Regions from separate parts of the Homo sapiens genome. Here region 1 is linked to region 2. Evidence: chromatin contacts called from ENCODE Hi-C data. All regions are on one chromosome and are shown on one strand. Each heading gives the region's core, a stretch centred on a gene start or an enhancer-like site at or near the end of the contact. The rest is flanking DNA. Distances are from core to core; before and after follow the strand shown.

Region 1 (5,126 bases), core at 30-2,529, 530 kb before region 2:
TGAGAGCCCAGCTGATGCGTTGTAACCTCACCTGGGGGCGATGTGGAACATTCCAGGCCTGGCAGGGGCTATGCCTGCCATGCAGACCTCACCCGAGCCATCTCACCCTGGGTCTGTCAGAGTCCCACGTGCTGTCGCCCCTCACCCACCCCCGACGGGGCCATGCTCCTGGTCATGCTGTGATTCATTCATCATTCCATGGGCAGGTGTGGGATTGTCTCTGTGTTTCTGTCTGCTTTTTAAAGAAGATGAGGTAAGCATGGAAAACAAAACAAACGTGGTAACCCCATCACTCAGACGTGTCCACTGTTAGCATTCGGGAACAGGTGAGAGCAGTCTGGCGCACAGGTTTTAAGGCTGGCTGGCCCAGACTTTGGTCTTGTGCTGTGTGATCTTGGGGAAATCACTGATTCTGAGCCTTTTTCCCAGCTGCTTTTTCTCTTGGGGCTGGTAGAAGGAATAAAGAGAGTGAGTGTGAAACAGCCCCCGCCCCTTTGCACCTGTGTTCTCTGTTGACGTGGACTGACACAGTTGGTATTTTGCTGGGTGTCTCTGGACCCTTTAACACACACTCCATAGATCTGTGTTCTGTGTCTGCCTGCAGAGCCTCCACCCTTTCCACACTGCCATTCCGCGGTGAGGTCGGGCTGGGGTTTCATAAGCAGTTCCCATTTGTGTGGTCACAGACCCTGGGACACACTGTCCTTGGCACTGGATCCCACCCGTGGTTGGGTACAGTTGAAGTGGGGGGCCCTGTTGCTTGAGTCCAGCAGGGATGCCTCTGTCTGCAGTTCCTTCTGAGTTTGTCTCCATCCATGTTGGAGCCAGCCTAGGAGCAGAGCAGTTAGGAGCTGGCCTCCTTCTCTTCTCTCCCAGAGCCTCAGGTAGAGATGATCCCAGTCCTGGAGCTGTGGAGCTTTCGCTGAGTGCAGGCACCCGGCGGATGCACGCTCTGGTGACTCGCAGTCACCGATGGCTGCAGAGAGGCTGCCTGGTCCCACATGGCTGTAGGGGAGGCAGGTAGGACCCCAGGGCTGCAGAGGACAGGGCAAGGACCTTGCTCCTAGAGGCAGGAAGGTCCTCACCCAGCAAGCTGTGAGCTGCCCCGCCCCCATGCACGGCCAGGCCAAAACATGCAGACACAAGGACGCTGCCTCCTCCTGTGTGGGGCCCTGCCTCAGGGCTGGGAGGCTCTCCTGTGTGCACCGTGCCACTGGTGGGCTGTGAACTGAACAGTGCCCCGCAGCACCCAGCACCCAGCACGCAGCTTTAGCTGAGCCTCCGCCTTGCTCCTGGCGCCCCCTGCTGGCTGTACGTGGCACTTCGCCTTAGGACAAAGTCTGGCTGCAGCTGGGGAGGGGTCTCCACACCAAGCAGGTAACCTGGGCCTGCAGGGGGATGCAGTGCCGGGCTATACTGACCTCACCACAGCGAGGCGAGCTCCAGGGGCTGGGGCCAGACTGTCTTTATCAAATGTATCAATCTGTACAAAGTCTGCAGCAGGTGTTAGTTACCTGCCTCATCGTCGAGGGGAAGTCCCACTTGATTCCCAGGTGGCTCTGGAAGGTTGCCCAGGTCAATCCTTCAGGAGCTCGAGCCCATCCCCCATGCATGTGTCTGACCAGGGATTCTCAGAGTCGCCCGGGGTACCAGAGCCACCCAAGAGCTGGCAGGACAGGGCTGGCAGGAAGTCCCAATTCTGAACCTTCCTGGGACCTCAGGTTCCGGCACCTTACTCAAGGCAAGACGAGCTCATTCCATGGCTCCCGGGCACTCAGAAGTTGCCCAGGGAGGTGGTTGGGCCTGAGTGACATTTTACGGGCAGGAGACAAATCCATCCTGTGCCTCCCAGAAGTGGGCACGGAAGGGGTGCTTTGCTCGTGAAGGCCTTTGCTTGGCTGCGCTCATCAGATAGCCAGGAAAGATTTAGGAGGGGAACGTGATTTTTGTAAAAACAAATTTCGGTAGGGAGAGCAAAGAGCTTTTGTTCGACTTGAATACATAATAGGTTTATAATTCCGTTAGCTGTTGAAAGCGTCCTCCCACCGTGCTCCCCCCAGCAATTCCCTTCTGAGCTTTGGGATACAGTGCAGTGTCTGCAGAATTCCTGTCTCCTGTTTGGCTTCAACAGATTTATTTTGTTACCAGATGAATGCCTTGCTTTTAGAAGATACATTGTGTTGACCCCTTTCTCCCAAAGCAGTTGTCCAACTTTATACCCCCCAGTGGACGCAAAGCCCTTGGGCAGCTGCCCCCTCCCCTCGCTGGCACCTGGCAGCAGCGCCCCCAGATACTTCAAGGCAGAGACTCCGGCCTCAATTTTGCAACGACTGGCAAGTGGCCCTTTCCGGGTCTGGAGAATGCAGCGAAAATCTGGCAGAGCAGGCCTGGCCCACGCACCTGTTCCTGCCTGTCCCGCACCCTGGGTGCCCTGCTCCATTGGGGCTGAAAAGGCTCCTCCTTGCTGCCCTTGGCCCCCAGGTGGGCCCTGTGCTATGGAAAGGCACTGGCCCTAGGGTCCTGTAGGCCTTGGCTGACCTGTTTCCTCCTCGTCAGGGAAGTTTGTAATCACCCCTTCCCAGTTGGCCATCCGCAGAACCATCTTCTGTCCCGTGTGCCGCATCTATGCCGGGTCCCAATGAGAACATGGCCCCGCATCCAGAGCTCATGGGGGGACCTGAGAGCCATAGGCACGTGAATGGGAGAGTCGCAGTGGGGAATAAGCGGGGCCCTGGTGCAGACCAGAAAAGCCCTTCTGAGGGGTTGGGCCTTTCCTGAGATGCGGGCTGGGAGGGGCAGCTGGCTGAGTGACAGGGGCGACTCTGCAGGGGCCTGAGTGGTCGGGAGCCCTTGCCTCCTCCGCGTCTTGGGGGAGTCATGGCTGCCCCTAGGCTGGGGCATGGGGACACGCAGGCTTAGGTGTCACATGAGGTTCTACAGTTAGTCCCAGCCTTTTCGAAAGGGAGACAGTACTCATGAGGGTTCAGATCTGACCCACCGTCCCATGAGTCCACTCGCAGGCTGTTGCCTAAGGAGAGGGTGGCTGGGCCTTCGCCTGCAGGGCGGAGGGTGGGAGCGAGGGCACAGGCTCTGCCGTCCCAGCCCAGCAGCAGCAGCACGTCCCTCCTGGAGGACACAATGGGGCGCTTTGTGCTTTGCTTGGGCTGCAGCCGTCAGCGGCAGAACAAACTAATCTCTCCTTGAACAGTTACAGATTGGATAGTTGGGCAGATTTAAAAAAAAGGTTGCATAAAAACTTTCTTTTCCTTCTCCTCCCACATTGTACTGTTGGAGGTCAGTATTCCCCTGGAGCAAATTTGCCCTTTCACTCTGTCCACAAAAAGGAAAGAAAGCCGCAGCCTGCCAGGGCGGCGTGCCTCTTGCTGTCCTTCACCCCAGGAGGGGAAAATGCTTCCCCTGGGCAGGGCTCAGACCCCGGCTGAATGGCTTTGCTGAGCTGCTGGGCCCTGGGTCCCGGTGGCCGAGACCCCTGGATGTGACCTACACCTATGAGTAGGGCACTTCTGGACGGTCCCGTGTCCCAGGCGGTAAATACGTGTGTGCCACTGGGCTGTGGGGCAGGGGCCTGCATTTGTGTGTCACGTGACAGTTTTGAAATGATGGTTTTCCTTTGGTTCTTCAGCTAGTAGGGCCCCTTAGACTCAGAGAAGTGGGGTGCCCTGCCCCAGGTCCCACAGCCGTGAGCAGTGGGCAGGTCCCTCCCCACCCCCACTGTGACCCTGGGTGCAGTGTGCAGGGTCATGCGCTGCTGGGGGGAGGCCCACACCTCTGTTCCCAAGGTGCGTTCGGGTGGACAGCACTGGGCCCATCTGCTCTTGGGAGGTTCACGTGGGGTGTCATGTGTTACGGGAAAAGCTGACGGGACAGTTCCTGAGTAACACGTCCATCCTGAGAGGGTGGAGGTCTGGAGGACATTCCTTTTCAGACTGGTCTCTGAGCTTCACTGAGCTTCCTTGAAGGCAGCCCCCTGAGCCCCTCCCGATGTCCCTCCTGAGGAGCTTCCTGGAGGAAGAGGTGCCGCCTCCCTCATCTGGCCCTCATCTGGCTGGGGGTGTGCGGCCCTGTCTTGGTCTCCTCTTCCTGTGGGTGGGGGCGTCCAGCCCCCAGACGATGTTTCTGACAAAGGCCCCCTCAGTGGTCACAGCACATGCCCAGCTGCTGGGCTGTTCTGGTGAGAAAAACGTTTCACCCACACCTTGGCTGTCTGTGGCTCTGGGGTGTGGAGGGGTCGCCTCGTGGACTGAGAAGCCCCCCTGGGCTGTGGCTTAGAGCTGTTCCTTCTTCTGGGCCTGGCTTCACCTGAGTGTGTGCGTGGACCCATAGCTGGGCTTCTAGGCGCTCCCAGCAGAGCTCAGCCCAGCCTGCTCTCCGAACCCCAGATCAGGACTGTGGGCTTCTAGGGTGCCCTCCCGGAGAGAGGGCAAGGGCAGGTGCTAGATGTGCAGCTGCCTTGGGATTCTAGTTTTGCCGCCCCCCGGCCAGGGTGTCTGAGCCTCGGTGTCTTCCCCTGGGAAATGGGCTGTCCTCCCTTGCAGGGAGGAGGCCAGGCTCACCGCGTCCCCGGCACGGGAGCCACTGCCATGCAGGGTCCAACAGCCCCTTTTCCTCACCTCACGCCCTGACTGCCGCTTTCTCCGGGGGTGACAGCAAGAGCGGAGCAGGCCTGGGTGGGTGGGTCTCAGCTTCAGAGGGTCTGGTGCCAGGGCCCTGCTACCTGGATGCCGGCGGGAGAGTCGGTGAGAGGCCCCGCCAGGCCAGGGACCCTGATGCCCTGGGCGGGGTGCTCGGCCTCCTGGCTCCTAGACACCCCCTCGCTGTGTTTCCTTGTGGGAGAGTGAGCTGTCTGGGGCCTCCTCTTGTGTGGACAAGGATCCTGTCAGATCAGGCCCCACCCTGAGGACCCCACTTACCCTTAATCTGTAGAGGCCCCATGTCCACGTACAGCCACACCGGGGTTAGGGCTTCCACGTCTGAGTTTTGGGGGACAGGATGGAGCTTCGGGCCCCGCTCTCCTGGCAGGAAATAGGGCAAGCCCCAGGGCCTCAAAGTGAATCCCAGCTGGGTACAGGCTGTGTTAACCAAGGGAGGAGTCGGCCACAGCTCGG
Region 2 (5,171 bases), core at 1,846-4,345:
GCCTCCCGGGTTCAAGTGATTCTCCTGCCTCAGCCTCCCCAGTAGCTGGGACTACAGGCATGCACCACCATGCCCGGCTAATTTTTTGTATTTTCAGTAGAGACGGGGTTTCACCGTGTTAGTCAGGATGGCCTCGAACAACAGGAGGCGGAACTACAGGCATGACCAAGAAGGTCAGGACACAGGCGGCTGGAGCCATCCTGCGGGGGATGCCAGGAGCCAGTGCAGAACATGTCCTGAAGTTGTCCTGACTGCAGAGTGGAGTGGCTGGAACATTCACCCCACCCTGTCACTGCTGATGGCTGTCCCCACACATGGGTCAAGCAACTCTCGCAGTTGGAAGGAGCCATTAGCAGGTGAAAGTGAGGCTGTTTGCCTCAGTGGCCCACTGCTTCTCTGCCCTGTCTAGCCAGGTTGATGGTCCCCTCTGGTCTGGTGGTAGCTTCTGCTGCTCAGGTGTCAGGCCTCTCTGCAGGGCCACCACTAGCCCAGGGTGCTCCTGTGTAAGTTCACATATGGCGCTGCTTTGGAGCAGGCTAAGGCCCAGGCTGGGGTGCATGACTTGGTTAGCTGAGCACAGGATAAATGCAAGCCTCACTTGTGTTCTTGGCAAGGGACCCTTGATTAGTGAAGAAACCACACAACTGTGCCCAGGAACCCTGCTTCTGTCTGGGTATAGGCTGCCTGGGGAGGTGTGATCTGGGAGGAACCTGCAACTCTCTCCCTGGGATCAAGGAGGTTCTGTGGGTTTGGCTTGGGTACCCATTACCTTGGGTTCACAAAGATCTCATTCTGCTCCTCTTTCCCTCTACTTGGGGGCTTTGGAAACAAAAGCCTAAAACAGGCAGTGGTAGTGGCCAAACTTCCAGCCTGAAGCACACTCACGTCACAAACTGACGTGTGCTGGACTCTGTCTGGCTTTTTTTTTTTTTTTCCTTGAGACAGGGTCTGGCCCTGTCACCCGGGCTGGATGGAATCATGGCTCATTACATCCTCAACCCCCTGGGCTTAAGTGATCCTCCCACCTCAAACTCCCAAGTAGCTGGGACCACAGGCATGTGCCACCATGCCTAATTTTTAAATTTTTTGCAGAGATGAGGTCTCACTACGTTGCCAAGGCTGGTCTCAAACTCCTGGGCTCAAGAGATCTTCCCACCTTGGCCTCCCAAAGTGCTGGGATTACAGATGTGAGCTACCATGACAGTCCCTGGTTTTTGAGCACCTTTCATGCTCTTTCATATTTGATCTTCTGAAACTTCCTTGGGATTGGTTCTATGGTTATCATTATTTTAGACATAAAACTGAAGCTCAGAAAAGTTAGGCAACTTGTCTGATACCTGTCTCTGATAAGAGGCAGAGCAAGGATTGGGATCTAGGCCTTGTTACTCAGAGCACAGGGGCAGGGTGGCTGGAGTTTCCTTCACATCCCCAGCCTGTGTCATGATGGATTTGCTTTCCTGGTTTTGAACATCACACACATGGAATTGTCTGTACATTCTGGGGTCTGACTTCATTGTACACTTCATCCACATTGTTGTGGGTTGTGGTTGTGTGCCCATTTCCATTGTTGTACAGAATTTCCTCTCTGTGAACATGCCATACTTTCTTTTTAAAATCTTTTTTTCCTATGGATGGACATCTGGATCATTTCCAGTTTGGGGCCATCAGGAAGAAAGCTGCTGTGGGTAGTTTTGTTCATGTCTTCTGGTACACATAAGCTCTCATTTCTCTTGGGTGAGTTGAGGAATTAGTTGGTCATCAGGTATTCATATGTTTAGGTTTTGTAAATACTACCAGTTTGCCAATGTGGTTTTATCAATTTCATGAGCCATGTATGAGGGTTCCAGCTGTGACATCCTCGACAAACTAGGTATTGTCAGTCCTTTTAATTTTAGCCATTCTTGGGTGGGTGAGGGCAGTGAAGAGCTATTCTTGACATGGAATGACAAGACCTAGTGTGCCCGAGGTGAAGGCCTGAGCGTCCAGGGGAGCATGAGCCTGTCTTCTATGCCCTGCTGTGCTATGGCAGTGTTTCAGTGTGCTCTGGAGGAAAACAGCAGAGAAGCCGAGTGCTCCAAAGTGGGCAGAAATGAGACAGGCATAATGTGCTAGGCTAATGGTGACTCTTGGAATTTTGTCATTAGCTACAAAGAGGGCAGTGACATGATTTACACACACACACGGGGTGGGGTATCTGAAATATTAGGCAGCTAGTATGGCAGGGGCACCGTCTAATCAGCATGGATGCTGGCCAGGAGAGGACATGTGTATGTGCTGGCTGGAAACAGTCCTGCTCATAGGTCACGATCTTAATGATTAAATAACAAGGCAAGAAATCCGAGAGGGCAGTGCCTGGGAGCACCCTGTTTGCTCTGTGGCCAGAACGCAGCACACTGAAGTATTGCCCATCAGGGTAAGAGGTGCTCGTGATGGTTTGGGCAAATACAAATATTAATCCAGAGTATTTGAGTCTACATGAAAATACTGAAAAGTGAGGGAAGACCCAACCGTTTCCAAGAAATACAAATTGGAACTGGCGATAACTTAAAGAACATAATCAGAGAGGCAGAGGGCATTGGGTTTTACTAAAATATGAAGACATACGTCCTGTCTCCACGTCAGCAACTGCCCAAAGTACACGCGTTCCAGCGAAAAGAGCGGGTGGGGTGGGGAGGCTCAGGGCCAGCCAGAGCTTCGGTGCTTGCACGCCCAGGCCTCCGGGTGACGACTGCTTCCAATTCCGCGCCCTTTAAACCCCATGTTGTTAAAAAAAAAAAAAAAGAAAGAAAACCTATTTCTCTAAAAGTCACGATTCGAGCCCCACCTGAGGACGCAGCGATCCAGCGCCAACTCATTATCTGAGATAAAGGAGTGATTTTACCAGAAGCGCCTATGCAAGACGCAGGGCCCCGCGCGGGCTGCTCCCACCTCTTTCTCTCCTTGCAGGCTACCGAGACCCTGGCTGGGGCGGCCGGCGGCCCCTCCGGCCCATCCGTCGGAAATGATGAGTGGCTCCAGTGGCCGGGGTCCGCAGGACCTACCCCAGCGGGCATGGCGGGAGCCCCGCAGCCCCACACAGCCGCGCTCTGAGCCGCTGACCCCGCGTCTCTCGTGAGGGACCAATCAGCTGCCAGCTAAGGTCACATACCTAGAAGGCCAATTTTGATTGGCTGGGCGCGGGCTAGTCAGCGGGACGGGCGGGCGCGCGGGCGTTGTTGGGCTCCTCTGAGCGGTTGAGGTTGGGGCTGGGGTTGAGCTCGGGTTGGGTTCCTCCTGGGGCAGGAGGGAAAGGCGGGAGCCAGGGCGTCAGGGCCTGCGGACGATGTGTGTGTGAAAGGGCGCGTCAGCCATAAGAAGCCATATGCGTGCGAGCCGGTCCCCACCGTCCCCGCGGCGTTGTCACCATCATCATGAGGCCACTGGAGCAGCCTCAGGCGCTGCTGCCGGGGGGCCGGGCGCGGGGTGCGTCGGGCTCTGCAGGTTGGCACTCACACCCAGCGCGCAGGATGGCAGGCAAGTGAGTCCTGAATCCTGCCCGCGGCTACCCGACACCTCGCCTGTGAGTTCCCGGCCCGGCATTGCTCCATGACCTATGCACAGGCAGAACTCTTGACCGCCACCCACAGGAACCTCACTTACATTGGCTTAACAAAAACGCAACTGATGGTTCCACATAACTGAAAATGTCAGAAGTAGGCCTTCAGGCATGGATGTATCCAGGTACACATTGACCATGGTCCTGGAAGGTTTCTCTCCATCTCTCAGCTTCCTTCCTTTTTGCTGGCTTCCCTTGTGGAGGCAAGATGATCACCAGGACCTCCTGAGGTTTACATGTTATCAGATTATCAACCTCAACAAAAAGGAGATTCTTTTTTTTCCCAGCTTTCCAGGCTGGGCAGTGGTGAGTTTGGCCCACCTGAACTACAAGGACTGAGATGGCTGTGGCCCCCCCCCTCCCCACCAGGAATATAGCAGTGCTGTCATTACCAGAAGGGGCCTCGGATGCTGTGGAGGGCAGTGCCCCATCCTCTGTTTTCAAGCATTATCTGGGAGAGTTGATGCGTGAACCTATTACTCTCACAAAAATAGCAATAATAATAATGGTTATTATGACAATGAAACCCAAAAACACTTATATCGCTCTTACGGTTTCCACATACAAAGCACTTTGACCCACTACTGTCAGGGAAGCAGGGCTTTGCACCCACTGGAGACGCTTCATCCAGCCAACATTCAAGCAGTTTGTTGGGGAGTGGAACAGGGAAGAGCCACACAGGCTGTGTAACCCCAAGTGCTTTGTCATCCCAGAGACAAAGCACCCGGGTTTTTATAGTGGAAGGAGGTTCATTAATGGACAGTTTGACGATGTTTTTTCTTCAGTATTTCAGTAAGTTGAGGGTGTCTGACAGATCATCCTAGGTGATGTGATTGGCAGCTACATGTCTTGGAAAGTTCTCAGCAGGTTGGAATGCTCCTGTCTTTTCTGATGCTCCAAGCACAAGTGTAGCTGGAGTCAGCTTGAAGCTGGTTGGCTTGGGAATGCAGGATTCCATGACAGCCAGCCCCCAGGAGCCCCTAGACATTCACGCATGAGCTAGCACACGCCTGCTTCTGATGTCACCCTCTCACTCTTCTTGGGCTCAGAGGATCCCCCCATCCCCACCACCCGTGGGCTTTATTATTAAGAGTCAGTTCTGAGAAGACAGGTCCAGGCCTGTGCTCTAGCATCCCTGCCCCCTAGTTTACACAAACCCTAAGCTTTTCTGTTCTTCTCTTCTAGGAATAGCACATTTCAAACCTACAAGAAAGAAGTGTGCCTCCCCCGTCATTCGGTAAGGAAAGCAAATCCTCAGCCACTGGCCCTGACCCCAACATATCCCTGTGGGGTGAGGAGAGCAGGGAATGTGGGTCCAGAAGCTGCATCCCATGAGAGAATCCTCCAAACACAAAAGTGTGGTTGCAGGAGCTATCCCTGGGCCTCCAGAACACCTCCCAGGCCCTCACAACACCTCAGAGTTCAGGAGGCCACCTAATATACCTGCTCTGGGCATCAGCTTCTCCGTGTGCCCCTGGAGGTGATGGCAGCACCTCTCCTTCCTGCCTGAGGGTGTTGCGAAGGTCACATGGGATGGATGTGGAAGCTCTTGCACACCAGAGTGTGACAGATGGCC

Evidence for each region. A loop is a pair of places that touch in the nucleus more often than their neighbours do. Pooled maps may share reads with other maps.
Region 1: a loop to region 2 is called in a pooled map, with 5 times the contacts of the local background. The contact joins the enhancer-like site here to the promoter of C16orf95-DT in region 2. A Hi-C loop is called at or near these places in 2 of 37 single-sample maps with no recorded cell type and 5 of 50 pooled maps.

What each region holds. Positions count from the first base shown.
Region 1 is chr16:87,846,329-87,851,454 of GRCh38, reverse strand. All of the region lies in intron 2 of SLC7A5 (solute carrier family 7 member 5), which reads left to right. Among named protein-coding and RNA genes, the nearest start is that of MIR11401, 5.0 kb to the left of the region's middle. RefSeq lists enhancers at 269-1,174, 1,018-1,312, 1,175-2,081. Within about 2 kb of position 1,279, at least 6 of the 41 ENCODE cell types and tissues checked have a DNase peak (open chromatin) inside an H3K27ac peak, as active enhancers do.
Region 2 is chr16:87,315,433-87,320,603 of GRCh38, reverse strand. C16orf95-DT (C16orf95 divergent transcript) reads right to left here and starts at 3,095. Exons shown (of 2, transcript NR_135180.1): 1 at 2,882-3,095; 2 at 2,561-2,747. C16orf95 (chromosome 16 open reading frame 95) reads left to right here and starts at 3,212. Exons shown (of 7, transcript NM_001195124.3): 1 at 3,212-3,513; 2 at 4,781-4,832. The coding sequence starts at 3,362. RefSeq lists enhancers at 3,185-3,634, 4,891-5,171.